2 separate regions of the Homo sapiens genome follow, and region 1 is linked to region 2. Evidence: chromatin contacts called from ENCODE Hi-C or POLR2A ChIA-PET data. All regions are on one chromosome and are shown on one strand. Each heading gives the region's core, a stretch centred on a gene start or an enhancer-like site at or near the end of the contact. The rest is flanking DNA. Distances are from core to core; before and after follow the strand shown. Region 1 holds the start of LORICRIN (loricrin cornified envelope precursor protein). Region 2 holds the start of SPRR4 (small proline rich protein 4).

Region 1 (6,954 bases), core at 2,574-5,073, 290 kb before region 2:
TAGTGCCCAATGTGGGAAACACAGGAGGCAAAAAGAAAACCCAGGAAACTTACCACTGTCAGTCCTTTAGTTCTGAGGACTCTAGCTACTCTGCCTTGTCCTCTCCAGACTCACCGGAGAAATAATAAGCATATCAGATGTTTACGGCATAAGCTGGTGCTGTTAACGTGCAGCCACCCAGCTTACAAAGTCTTCTTATGTTTGTTTTATATATTATGCCCAGAGATTTTAGTTCTACTTCATAAGAGCGATAGTAAGAAATACATCTACTTCATTTTGTCCAGAACTGAAAGTCTGACTTTCATTTGTTAAAAAACATGAAAGTAATGCAGTGGTTGGGCTCCTGGATCTTTAAGACTGCTATTTATTCTGATCTCCATGAATTACCGATGTAAAATGATGCATGGTAGTGATCCTAAATGGAAGAGTTGAGGAGGAAGACTTTTTTTCCCCCCAGCAGTGATTGAGTAGGAAGGGTACTTTGGCTTTTTGACGTAGCAGGAGTTTTTCTTGAGTAAATCAGTAAATTGGCATTTAACTAGAGCTGGTAAAATCAGGATATGAAACAGAACCTGGAAAGTCCCTGGCCAGGCTGATGTTCTACATCTCTTTTGAGGGCTCTGCAATTAATACATCCCTTGGAGCAACTGTCGCTTCTTCCTTGTTAATTGGAAGCTCTTGTGTTTTCCATGACCTCTTTCTGGTGCCAAGCTTTTACATCTCGTATATGTATGCTGCATCTTCCTAAGTTAGGTAAAGTTCCTTCAAGAGAGCAGGAAACATTCAACCCGAGAAAGCTGATTGAAATTAAAAAAAAAAAAACGAGAGAGAGAGTGAGAGAGCAGGAAACAGCTCCCCTACTACCTCCTCTCCCTACGGGTACCTACTAAAGTGGTCTTGCTCACCCTAGGGGCCCGTAAACATCTGATATGCTTTTTATTTCTCCGTGAGTCTGAGTAGCATGAGCTGGTGCTCCTAATGTGCAGCCACCCAGCTTTCAGACCTTGCAGAATTGGCTTTGGACTGTGAGAGACAGCGTCTTTCCAGGGCAGCCTGTCTTTAAAAAACAGAGTTCAGTAAGGAGACCCACAGTAGCTACTCAATCCACAGGGAGGTGTTTACTGAAGTCTCTCCTCAGGATCTTTGTGTTTTGGGATCACGTCATGATTTTAAGCCGTACACTAGAATGTTCATATGTTTGACCTTCGTTTGCCAGCCATTCCTCCCTCTCCTGGTGACTCCCATCTATCCACTCACCTTTCCGCCAATAGAGTCCGTGCATTTGTAAAATGAATGTAAGTGTGAATGAGCGAATGCAGGAAAGGAGAAGAATGGAATGGAATGGATGAACTTGAACACTACAAATACTCTTGGAGACCTAAAAATTCTCATGAATTTGCAAATTTATTGACTGAGGCACTGGGGTTGGGAGGTAGTTGTACAGAAACCAAAGAGGCTAAACAGCAGAACTAGATGCAGCCGGAGAGCTCAATGGCTTCTTCCAGGTAGGTTAAGACATGAAGGATTTGCAAACCTCGGGTAGCATCATGAGAGCTCTAAGCCCATCGGTGCCCCTGGAAAACACCTCCAACTCCTTCGCCTCCGTGGTACCCTGGGGGATCTATTTGGACGGCCAGGTAGGCGCCTGCTTCTGCTGGGTCTGGTGGCAGATCGGGACGCCCTTGCCACTCCCGGAGCCACCCACGGAGGAGCCGCCGCCGCCGCCTCCAGAGGAACCACCTCCGCAGACGGAGCCCCCGCCACTGATGATGCAGCCGCTGCCAATCCCGGAGGAGCCGCCGCCGCAGCCGGAGCTCCCGCCGCCCCCGCCGCTGGAGAAGCAGCCGCTTCCGCCGCTGCCGCCGCCGCCGGACGACCCCCCTCCGTAACTCGGCTGGGGCGCGCACGAGGTCTGAGTGACCTGCTGCGAGGAGACGTAGCCGGAGCCGCTGCCGCCAGAGGAGCCTCCGCCGCAGCCAGAGCCGCCGCCAGAGTAGCCGCAGACAGAGCCGCCGCCCCCGCCGCTGGAGAAGCAGCCGGAGCCGCCCCCGGAGGAGCCGCCGCTAGAGACGCCTCCGTAGCTCTGGCACTGGACCGCCTGGCCCGAGAAGCCGCCGCCGCCGGAGGAGAAGCAGCCGGAGCCGCCCCCGGAGGAGCCGCCCCCACCGCTGGAGAAGCAGCCGGAGCCGCCCCCGGAGGAGCCGCCGCCACCGGAGGAGAAGCAGCCGGAGCCGCCCCCACCGCTGGAGAAACAGCCAGAGCCCCCGCCGGAGGAGCCGCCGCCTCCGGAGTACTTGACGCTCCCACCGGAGCCCCCTCCGCAGCCTCCAATGCCGCCCCCGCCCCCGCCGCCGGAGGAGCCCCCGCCGCAGCCGCCGCCAGAGTAGCCACCGCCGCCGGAGTAGCCGCAGCCAGAACCGCTGCTACCGCCCCCTGAGCCGCCGCCGCCGAAGAAGCCGCAGCCACCACCGCCGCTGCCGCCGCCACCGCCACCGCCGCCAGAGGTCTTCACGCAGTCCACTGGGGGCTGAGGGGTGGGCTGCTTTTTCTGATAAGACATCTTGTCTGAGAAGGAAGGAGAGCCTGGAAGGGGAGAAGAGAGCATCGCTGGACCAGCTGCAAGAGGATACTTACGGAGGCAGCTGCATCCATAGGCAACATCGCCATCCTCCCAGGGCTCCTTCAGGTGCCCGGAGAGCCCTCAGCGGGGTTTCTTATGATTGCTGCTTTTGGAAAAGTTGAGTTCCTCATTCCCCTGCAGAAAGCCTTCATTATGCTTTAAACAGCCCAGTTAGCAGTGCCCATTCTTTCTCCCAGCTCTGCCTCTGACCACTGTTGTGTGATTTGAGGGCAGATCACCCACACGCCCGCCTCTTTCTCATTTCCTGTTAAATGAAAGGGTTTGAACACTTCATCTTTCAGGCCTCTTCCAATCTCAACACTGATTCTCTGAGTGCAAATAGAAAACTACCACAAACCTCTACCTAGGATAGGAGATTTTACCCATTCCCAGCACAACAGAGAGAGGTTTGTCGGACTTCATTCTATTGAGGGCTGTTGCACTCCATCCTCTGCAGAAGCTCTTAGTTCAAACTCTTGGTCTGTCCCACTGAGCTAGGCCATGAACCAAGGGCTAGTCACTAGAAAAGACAGGCTCTGCTGTGGCCCTGCCTGGAAACAGGGGAAGGACCCTGGTGGTCCTTTGGACCAACATCCCCGACCAGAAGCTATTAGCCATCTCTTCCATGATTTTCTCAAGTCCAAGTTTGGTAGAAGGGACTTTGACTAGTAGGAAGTTGTATTTCCCTCTCAGAACTTCTAACTCTGTAAAACAGCAATTGGATTTCTGTGGCACCTGAAATCCCTCCCATCTGCAACTTTTTTGGATCATTCTCCCTACTCTCTTGAGAGTGGCTCAGCCTCTCCTCCTGACAGGTTCACAAGGTCTGCTCAGCCTGTGCACAGGCTGCCTTGGACAGCCTCTGCAGAGTCCTTCTGTGCCCGGCACCATGCCTGCCCCTATGCGGGTGCCAGAGAGGCAGGAGATAGTCTTGTCTTTGTGGAGTTTACATTCTGGCCAGAAGACCAGAAACACCATCTGCATGGCAGCAGCTCATCCCCTGCTCCTTTCCTGACCGCCCTCTAAATGTGAGTGCTTTTGGGAAGGCAGAGGTCCTATAGCTCCCAAAGGGGAAAGAGGCCCTGGTCCATCTAATCTAGTCAGGCCTGGGCAAGACCAGCTGGGAAAATGAGAGAGTCAGTAGAACCACACTTACCCAAAGCACCAGGAAGGGTGAGTGAGGAGAGAAGATGCTGGCAATGTGAGGAGCACTGATCTCCTGAGGTTATATATAGAGCTCTCCCTGACTCATTGATCCAGGCCAGCTTCTTGTGTTTGGCCTCAGTTACGTGACCCGTGGCTGTCGGCCCCACCTCCCTGTGATTGCAGGCACAGGATGGCCCATTCATGAAGGTTTTGGCATTCTTGAGATGGGCAGCCTGGTGTGTGACTGGCCCCTTCTCTGATGCAACAGTGTGGCAGGCTCATCAGTGGGGTCACCCAGTCAGAGTGGATGGCAGACATTGTTTCCAAAACCTCTGGCACAGGATGCATACCAGGTGACCACAGGGCTGTGCTTGAGGAATAGGTCCCAGAGTCTTGAGGTGCCCTAAGAGAGTCAAACTGAAGATCTCAGTGCTTTATCCAAGGAGTAGGACCTTCTAAATCCTACTGTTTGACTTCTGGTCCTGCTACTCTAAAAATCCTCAAAACTTTAGAACCCGTTACTCCTTTGCAAAAGTTTATCTCCCAGGATTTCATGTGTGTTTTGCTGGGGTGTTTCTGTCCTGCCCACTGGAGGCATGAGTCCCCAGCACCCAGCTCTGGACTGCACACCATAGACAGTGCTGTAACTAATGTGACGTGGGAAGCTACTTTGATTCATCCCCAGAGACAGCAGGCATTTGAGACAGTCTGAGAAGGGTAATCAATACTGACTTTCCTTGCAGCAGAGCAAACTAAAGAGATGGACCATGTGATCCCACAAAGGCTCTTTGGCTCTGTTGTCCTGTGGTGTTGTGTGGCAAAACACTGACCTTAGCCTGAGGGGCAGTCATTGAATGGGATAGACTTGAGATTAGGTGACAGATTGGGTGCTCCCTTTGCTACTTGCCAGCTGTGTCACCTTGGGCAGAGTCATAGCTCTTAGTGCAGTACCTGCACATGGGAGGCACTCAGTAAGTACTTATTGACTGTGGAATGATCAAGCTTTTTGACCCTCAGTTACCTTGTCTATCAAATAAAAATAGTAGTACCTATTTCACAGGCATGTGAAGGGAGAATAGTTATGTTAAGTGTAGAAGGTGATGCTGTCTTTTTTGTTGTTTTCTCATATAACAGCACATCCTTACTTCCAACCTGGCCTTCCCTTGGATACCAAGGCCAGAAAGGAGTCCATGGAGGGATTGGGCAAGTCCAATTCTTCTCCTAGGAGAATAACTCAAAACTTTCTTGTTGACTCTGGACCAGTAGCATCACCTCTGCGCATGCAGAACAGGATGCTGCTTCTTTCATAACCGGAAGTCAATTGGTATTGTTTAAGATACCACAGTCAAACTTTGTTCTGCCCAGTTATGTTTTGAAATGACAGCTCCAATAATAAATTCTTAATTATAGTGCACTTTTAATGATCCAGATGATCCTGATTAGACTGTGGCCATCAGAAACTTGTGGCACTAGTTTCAGTTTGGACAGCATAAACCCAGGTGAACCCAAGAGGAACTCAGGTGCTCTCCTCCTTAGAGGAGACCCAGTAGGGAGAAGACAGGATCTGTTGGAGAAGGCAAGTTTCTCTGCTTGAAGTTGAGGCAGTGTGGAGAATTTGGAGGGAAACAGGCCGCGATTAGTGATTGCTGTGGGTATAAGAAAGAACAGTTTTATTTAGCTGGGCCACATTGGAAAGAGGAGCACGTGTGGACGACGGTTCCCAGTACTGATATGTGTGGTCCCTTGTTGGCCCATTGCTATGTGTTCACCAGTCCTTAGCAAAAGTGTAAGTAAAAGGACGTCAGCAGGGTATTCTTGGGAAAGAAAGTCTTCAATTCTGAAATCATGGCCTTCCTACCTCTTCCTTTAAAAGATGTGGTGACATGAGGCTGTAGTTGTTTCTTTTATGTCCTGCCATGTCAAAATGAAAATTTGGCTATGGTGTAATGATTACCACTTTTTTCTGAGGGAGATATTACTTCTCCATGGAATTCTAAAATTTGGGAACTAGGCCGGGCACAGTGGCTCATGCCTGTAATTCTAGCACTTTGGGAGGCCAAGGTGAGAGGATTGCTTGAGCCCAGGAGTTTGAGACCAGCCTGCACAACATGGCAAGACCCTGTCTCTACAAAAAATACAAAAATTAACGAGGTGTGGTGCCATGCGCCTGTAGTGCCATCTACTCTGGAGGCTGAGGTGGGAGAATCGCTTGGGCCCAAGAGTTTGAGACCAGCCTGGGTAACATAGTGAGACCTCATCTCTACAAAAAAATAAACAAAATTAATTGGGCATGGTGGCATGTGCCCGTAGTCCCAGCTACTCAGGAGGCTGTGATGGGAGGATCGCTTCTGCCTGGGAGGTCAAGGCTGCAGTGCGCCAAGATTGCACCATTGCCCTCCAGCCTGGGTGACAGAGTGAGACCCTGTCTCAAAAAATAAACAAAACGGGAACCTAAAGTACAGTTGACCCAAAATGACTAATCTTCAAATTGTCCATGTTGGCTTTGGGGGGTTCATTTTCTTCTAAGAAATATAGGGTTTTTTTTTCTATTAATTTTAAGATGCTAATTCTTTATTTGTTAATCCAGCCAAAACAAATGTACTGGGCACCATGTTAAGCATCAAAGAGCCAGAAGGCTTTCCAAAGCTATGCATGGGTCTTTTTGGTAGAGTCGCGGGTGGGGATGGTGCCCCATGCCTGCCTCTGCCACCCTATATAGCATTTAATAAGAAAGGATATACATATTTAACTATATATAGTTTTACATACATACATAACTGTATATAGTTTTACATACATACATAACTGTATATAGTTTTACATACATACATAACTGTATATAGTTTTACATACATACATAACTGTATATAGTTTTACATACATACATAACTGTATATAGTTTTACATACATACATAACTGTATATAGTTTTACATACATACATAACTGTATATAGTTTTACATACATACATAACTGTATATAGTTTTATATACATATGTGACTATAGTTTTATATACATATATGACTATATATAGTTTTATATACATATATGACTATATATAGTTTTATATACATATATGACTATATATAGTCATATATGTATATATAACTATGTCACATCAGCCTCTTCTGCATGTTAACTAAATATGTGTACTAGTTACAAGTTATATATATATAGAGTTACATAT
Region 2 (7,736 bases), core at 4,844-7,343:
GCAGATCCAAAACTAGAATCTAAGTCTCCTCTTTTCTAGCCTGGAGCCTTCCCAGGCTGGGAAACAGATAACACTTACTTATTAGCATAGACTCCTGAGCTAGAGTAAAAAGACTTCCATATGGCCACCTTCTACTTCTAGGCAGAGGAGTATCGTTAGCTCATGCTTTGATAGCCATCTTCCCCAGTTGTAGATGAAAATAAAATCAATTACTTAATGAACATATGCTATATGCAGCCACTTTCCAGATATTATCACCAATCCTCCCCAAAATGCTGCAAATAATTGTTAGAACCTGACAGCTTTTTGCATATGAGAAAACAGACTTTGGATCTAAGTGACAGAATGCAATCACACAACCAGGAAATGGAGAAGCTGGGATTCAACTCTGTTCAGTCTGAGAGCCCTTGCCCCTTTTGCAAAAGGAAATGGAATGTCAGAACAGCTCCAATGCAGATGCCCAGGCCTGCTCACTTTGTCTCTGAGGGCCTCCTGGCCAGAACAGGAGGTGGCAGGGAATTTGAGCCTGCTGGGTGTTTGTGACAGATAGATTTGGTGGGGCATTGTTCTGTTTCTGGGGTAGAGAGAATTTTCTAGGTAATAAAATGGTGAGAAGGAGGAATACTGGGAGGATGGTGTATTGAGAGATCCTTTCTCCCCTGGCAGTGTTTGGAGGTTTTGTAAATATATTCTCCTTTCCTCAGAAGAACAGATATGTTTTAATTTTGTTGATATGTTGCAGATGGGCTTTGAAGATACAATGGGGTAGAAAAAGGTTAAAGTATGCACACAAATAGTGAGAAAAATAATTGTTTAAGCCAATCAGGCTTAAATATTGCCTAAGTACTTTTTAAATTTATATAACTTTTTTATAACTCTCTATATAACTTTATATAATGCTTTTTTAAGAAAAGGAAATATGATATTATTATACAGGAAAATGTACACAGCTCAATGAATTTGCGTGACCACATCTGTCTAATCAGTTCCCAGATAAAGACACAAAACTTTGCCAGATCCCTGTAAAGCTTACCGTCCAGTCATTCTGACTTTATAAAAATAAATGGAATTATACAATATGTGCTTTTAATATCTGCTTTCTTTCTCTCAAGACTGTGTTTGAAAGATTCATTCGTGTTATGGGGTAGAGCTTGTCTAACTAATCTCATTGTGTTTTGGTATGCCATTGTATGAAAATTCACAATTAATTTATCCATCCTACTTTTAATGGATATTTGGAATATTTTTAATTGGGGTTATTACAAATACTGCTACTATAACTGTTTTCATATATGTGTTTTAGCAATTCTATGTACACATTTCTGTTGTGTATACAATAAAGAGTGAAATTGCTGGGATGGGGATACATATGATCAACTTTAGAAATACTGCCCAATAGTTCTCTGAAATGGTTGTCCAATTTACACTACCATCAGCAGTTTATAAGAGCTCCTGTTTATCCATATTCTTACCAACACCTGGTATTGTCTTTTTAGTTTTAGCCAATATGTTGCTTTGTGTAGGAGTATCACACTTTCATTCTAATTTGCATATCTTAGATGAAATTAAGGATAATTGACATCTCTACAAAATAATCTTCTAATACATGAACATGAAACATCTCCAAATTTGTGAGTTCTCTCTTAGTTTCTCTCAATAATGTTTTATATTTTTAGTATAAACATCATATCTTTCATTAAACTTATTTAGGATAATTGATACTATTTTAATGATATTTCTATTTTATTGAGGTTAAACTAACAAAAAAAATGCACAAATCAGTTGAGTGTATGTTTTGATATATATATGAACCCAGGTAACTGGCACCCACTAGGCTGAGAACTTTTCCAGAATCTCAGACAGCTTCATCATATCCCCTTCCAGTTGGTACTCTCCCCAGCGATGGCCATGATTTTGACTTCTATCCAACAGAGTAGAATTATCCCTGGCCTTTCAGTTTTTAACTCTCTATCTGGTGTGTTTGCCAGAGGCCCTCCACCTGGCAGGTTGCAAACTCCATTCATTGTTTCATAAACCTACTAAAAACTCCACTTTACATTTCAAAGACTTTCTGCTTAGGTATTTAATATCCTGACCTGACCATTCCTAGAATTCATTACATGTTCCAAGTGGAATATCAACCACTTGCTTAAAGACCGCCCCCTAGAGCACCCATAAATTCTCTGGTCTCTCTGTCCCTAGCAATGATCCTCCACAGTAGAAAGCTTTGGTTTTTATTCTTCTGCTCTTGCCCAGAATCCACAGATTATCCCAGGTAAACATTTGTTGGCTCACCTCTCTGAGGCTCTCCTATCTCTGGAGTTTTAGGGTCCCCAGGTGGGTGCAGCTAGTTTGTAATTTGCTCTAGATGTACACTAGGCTGCTGGCTTGCCACAGGCTGTCCTTTTCCACTCAGAAGCAGTTCTTTCTTCTGTACTTTTGAAAAGCTAGTCATTGCACATTTGGGGATAGTGAGGTAAACAAGACTCCTGTTCTTTAAGGGCTCATATTTTAACTTTTATGAGTTTAATTATGGCTGGGATTTTGACATAAGCCAATGTTGCTTTGTGAACTTCTGAAGGGTAGAATTACATAAAAGAATTTCTTCATAAGGGGGAATGGATGCCCACCTACTCATGCAGAGATGGGACTTTGTCCTTGGCCACTGGTGTGGAAAACATGGGTGTCTCCCCTTCCTCACTGAGTTAATAACCTGAGACACATATCACAGCAGAAGCATTCATTGTTTCAATCACCCCTATCTGTCCAATTAGCTGAAGACTATGCAAATCTATCAGCCTGGTACTCAAAAGTCTGTGGGAAGACTTGCCAAGGCCTTCTTGGGAGACATGAAAATGACATGAAAACTCTGAAAAACAGTGTGTCCAAGAAACTGGATAGGGCTTAGATGGAAGGAAGCCAGGAAGGGGAATAAGACAGACTGGCTTTTCTACTTGACAGAGGGGAGTTATTTTAGGATGCAGGGATTGGGGCACAGAAAGGCTGTCAATGAATTCTTAGGGCTAGAATGAATCTTAATTGTGTTTGCAATACTTTGGCTTTCCTGGTTAATGTCGGTACCCACTAAGTTTTAAGTAACTATGACTTGGAAATATCAGCCATGGATCGCTACTTTAAGGGGAAGTAGAGAAGGTGGTTATTTGTTCCCTTTTAGGCTAGTGTGTTAAGTGAGAAAGCAATTTATGCTTGATGGTGGCAACTGAAATTGAGTGACTAAATCCCAGGAAAAGAATAAAGCTCAAGGGGAGAAAATCGAACTCCATTCAGCTGCTTCTTCCTACTCAGGGTCTCTTCTTCGAATACTTATCTTTCTTTATATCTGAGAGGTTTGCCGCTTCTTTCCAATATAGGCAGCTGGTCTCACACGTGGGTTAGGAGGGTCAGGAAGCCAGTTGTAAAAACAGGTTTCTTTTATAAGCTGTGTAAAGTCAGACTAACTGACAAAACCAGGCCCTGTATACTTTGTACAAACTCTCTGTATGTGGCCATCCCCGGAACAATATTTCCCTGTGTAAGAAAATGACTGCCTTCCAAACAGTACACTGAGACACAGGATAAATTGACTCTGGATAGCTCTGGAAATCCAGCATGGCAGAGTGGAAAACTAAGGTCATTCTAGAACTTGCCAAATATCAGATGAGTTGAGTATGAATATGTAAGTGAATGAGTGTGAGTTAATGAATGAACAAAAACATAAGCAAATACATGAAAAAGTCAGTTGCACATGTTTGTAGAAATGTTTTGCAGGACTCAGGTCATTTATGTATGCTTTGTGTGCTTTTTCAGAATGACAACTTCCAAGAGGAAAAAACTGCATTCATCAGGTGGGCTGGGCTTCTAATGGTAGGAGCTAAATTTTCCTCCCTTTTGATCTTCCCTAGATGGTATTAGTTATGCAAGACTCTATTAGACTTTTGCCAATTAGTTGCTGGGCTTGTTTTCTGTCCTCCTTTACCTGAGATACATCTGGATATGTTTCCCCATTGTTGGTTACCAGAGAGTAACTGTGTCCATAAGAGTGACTTCCTGAACTCCCGGGCATGTGTGTACTTGCACCTTCACTTCCCTAAAATGTTCCCTCTGAATGAATGAATGAATCACAGAATGGGACTGGGAGTGGACAATTAGCCCAGGAAGCAGACACATTTATTACATGAGGCACATATTTATTGGGGAAAACAGGAGAGAAGCCCAGAGCAGGGGGCATCATGGAGAGGAATGAGGCAGAAACTGTGCACCAGCCTCTGTGACCCTACTTGTCAGGGTGGAACCCCAGAAGAAGCCCAGACACTTTCCTCACTTTGGGAAATGGATGGGCCTTAGCTGTGGCCACGCTGGAGCCTGCAGAGAATGAGGTCTCTCTCACACCCACCTGGGAGAGCATCGGGGTGGGATATAGAAGAAGCCAAGGTGGTATGTGTGGGGAAGGGTACGATGGGAAGAAATCCTTACAATGCTTCCTTACATCTTGGGCAGGAGGAGATGTGAGAGGAGGGTAGGCTCAAGAGCTGGAGGGAAGAGGAGAAGGAAGAAGAGAAGGTTCCATCTGGTAGCCAGGATGGTGGATGATGGTAATATCCAGTCCATCCTTACTTCTGTTTGCTCTTGGAGGCTTGCTGGGCTGAGGGACACTTCTGCTGGGCTGGAATGATGGTGCCTTTCGGTGGGCATTGCTTCTTGACCTGGGGAGCACATGGATCCTTGGTTTTGGGTGCACATGTCTCTTGACATTTAACAGGGGGTGGCTGACAAGGCTGCTTCACTTGCTGCTGCTGGGCCCTCTGGGGTGGGCACTGCTGCTGCTGCCGCTGCTGCTGCTGGGAAGACATTGCTCTAGGAACAGGTGAGCCTAAAGGAAACCGGGCAGGGACACCATGAGAAGGGTGTTAAAAAGTAGCCTTTTAACACCCTTTTTAAAAAGATGGTTAAAAAGTAGCCCAGACATTTTACAAGGTCAAAGCATGCCATCTTAGCTGACAGATCTGGACAATGTCAACTGGCTCCCTTTGATAATGCAGACAATGAGAATGGGCAAGGATGTAGGGGCATGAGGAGAGGACAAAAACAGTCTCTGTCTTACAGGTAAGCATCATGGTGTGTGTGTGAGTGTGTGTGTGTGTGTGTGTGTGTGTGTGTGTGTGAGAGATCGGGCTGGAGAAGGGGTGTATAAGAATGCAGAGGCCTGATCTCTAATCCCTGCTCCACCCCTGACTCACCATGGGAGACTAAGGCAAGTCCTATGTGGCTACAGGATAGTGGTTCCAGCCCTCTACAAAGAACTGGGAAGCTTGAGGGCCAGCCAAATAGATCACTGGAGCCAAAGGATGACAGGAGGATGTTCAAAGGAAAGAGCGCTAGCCAAGAAGGCTCAGACATTGGTTCTAGGTCCATCCTGCCATTAACTTCATGGGCAACCTTCCTTCTGTGGGTCTCAGCACCCTTATTAGAAGGATGCTGGTCAGGAAGTTCCCTGAAGCCTTCCCAGCTCTGATGAGGGTCTCTGGCTATCTTTGTAGGCAGTGTTCCTTATGGTCTAAGTTAATGATTATAGATGGGAAGTGCAGGCCTCAGGAAGTAAAGAGGTGGCAATCAGAATAGGGAAGCATGAGAGCTGCATAGGATTGAATAAAATGTTCAATATACCTGTTTGCATACACCTGGAAGAAAAGTTTAAAGCTTACTGGTAAGCAAAATGCAGAATAGGGTGTGAGAAACCTTTAAACAGGGCTCGGAATTGCTACAAAATCCTGTAGCTCTAAATATCTCCTTCTTCAACAATAAAAATCTTCTTTCTGGGGAGTCAAACCCATGATCAGAAAATAAGTCATACTGAGCAATGGTGCGGAATGGAGATTAAACTTTCTAAGTACCGATTAGTGTGCCATTTCCGCAATTGTCAGAAGACTTGTGTCACTTCCCTGATTACCCAAGGATGGAAGAGGATCTTGGCCTAGCGGCTCAAAGGAGTTAAAGGAGAAGGAAAGCGCCCCACAAATCCCAGGAGAACAGATGAGTTCTCACTTACCAGAGGCGACAAGCTGGACCCCAGGAGAGGAGGCTGAGCCCTTGTCCACAGGCAGAGCCACTCCAGGAGCCTTTATAGGGCCCCCAACCTGCCCTGGGCACTTGGTGTGGTCCTGATTACCACCTCCCAGGGAATTCCTCACCCACTTCTCCCACCTGCACTTCCTTCAGGGACTTGCTTTGCTGACCTGTTTTGATGAAAGCCACCCACCATATATTTTCAGCATTCCAAGTCTCTGCACCTGAGCTGATTTAACCCACCAAAGGTGTTTGCTCAAACTCAGGGATTCAAGATCTTTTAAATATAGTACAAATTGAAGGAGCTGTTTGCAGACAGACAGTTATAAGAAATATTGAAGAAAAAAGAGGAAGAGGGAGAGGATGGGGTTTGGGGCAATTCTGACAAAAATGTGAACATCCCTTTTTCTGCAAATTGCTGCCATTTCTTGAGCACTCACTGTGAGGCTAGCACCAGGACCATCCGTCATGCTTATTATTTCATTTCATCTTCATGGCCCCTCTAGGGAAAGTGTCGTTGTTACCATTTTGCAGATGAAAAAAGTGAGGCTGAGAAAGATTAAACAGCAGAGATGGGATTTGAATTCAGATCTGGATGATTCAATGCCTAGCCCCAGGTACCACTCATCCCCCTTCCTCAATACACAGTGCAAGTGTCCTTCCTATTCCAGGGGGACAGTTCACGAAGTGTTCTGTGAGGCTTCTCTGGGGCACAGGTAGAAGATGATGTGAATGGTGCCCCAGCACACGGCGGTGCTGTCCCCATCTGCCCATTGGGAGTTGGGGTGCTGAGGAGTATTCGTGGTGGTTACAGAACATGGGATAGAATTGGCCCCTGTGGTAGACTTGCCACATAAAATACAGGACATTCAGTTAAATTTGAATCTCAGATAACAGAATATTTTAAAAGTATAAGTATATTCCAAATATTGCAGGAAACATACTCAAAAATTACTTGTAGTTCATATGAAATTCAAATTTCACTGGGCAGGCTCTATTTTTATTTGCTAAATACAGCAATCCTACTCAGGGCCTTATCTAGGTGGCAGGAAGGAGCCCTGGTCCTCCATTTAGCCTCCTAGGCCCTGGGATGGAGAAAGGCAGGGCCTCTGGGAAGCTGGTCCACCTCTAGCCCTCTACCCCAAAGATCGACCTCAGGATGCTGCCCAACAAGAGGCCATGCAAGGGCTCACCACTGCCATCACCAGAGGAAGGGGTAGGATGGCCTGAGAAATGATAGGAATACCTTAATGTACTTTCCAAAGCATTTTTCAAATCCCTCACCTCATTTAATCCTCATGACAATTTTACTGACAATTTAAAGAGGCTGGCCCAAAGAAGTTAAAGGACCTGCTCAACCACATGCAGCTGCTCAGGGTGGAGCTGGGTGGGTGCCTGGCCTGGGGCTCATTTCCACTCCATCACCGCAGTCAGCATCTCCATGGTGGACAAGTCACTGTCATTGGGTGGGGACCATGACTAATAACGTCTCCTGAGCTTTCTGTCTTATGTGGATGGAATACTGTTCATTTTTCAGGGTCAGCCTCACTTTAATCAGCCCCTTAATTTTCCCCTCCAGGCCAGACCTCCCCCACTTCCTCTTCCCAAGCCTAGCAACACTAAGAATGTAATATTCTGGGTTCCAGATTCTGGTTCTGCATTCCACCTCCAAG

The links. Hi-C counts contacts between places; a loop is a spot of excess contacts on that map. ChIA-PET counts read pairs that join two places held with the same protein, here RNA polymerase II (POLR2A). Pooled maps may share reads with other maps.
Region 1: a map with no recorded cell type shows a loop between it and region 2 (2.9-fold over the local background). The contact joins the promoter of LORICRIN here to the promoter of SPRR4 in region 2. A Hi-C loop is called at or near these places in 8 of 37 single-sample maps with no recorded cell type and 2 of 50 pooled maps. POLR2A ChIA-PET finds 5 or more read pairs at or near these places in 1 of 52 experiments (WTC11).

Annotation. Positions count from the first base shown.
Region 1 is chr1:153,256,556-153,263,509 of GRCh38, reverse strand. LORICRIN (loricrin cornified envelope precursor protein) reads right to left here and starts at 3,823. Exons shown (of 2, transcript NM_000427.3): 1 at 3,777-3,823; 2 at 1,386-2,583. The coding sequence starts at 2,560. The coding sequence ends at 1,622. RefSeq lists a silencer at 1,940-1,989.
Region 2 is chr1:152,969,005-152,976,740 of GRCh38, reverse strand. SPRR4 (small proline rich protein 4) reads right to left here and starts at 6,093. Exons shown (of 2, transcript NM_173080.3): 1 at 6,047-6,093; 2 at 4,167-4,870. The coding sequence starts at 4,850. The coding sequence ends at 4,611.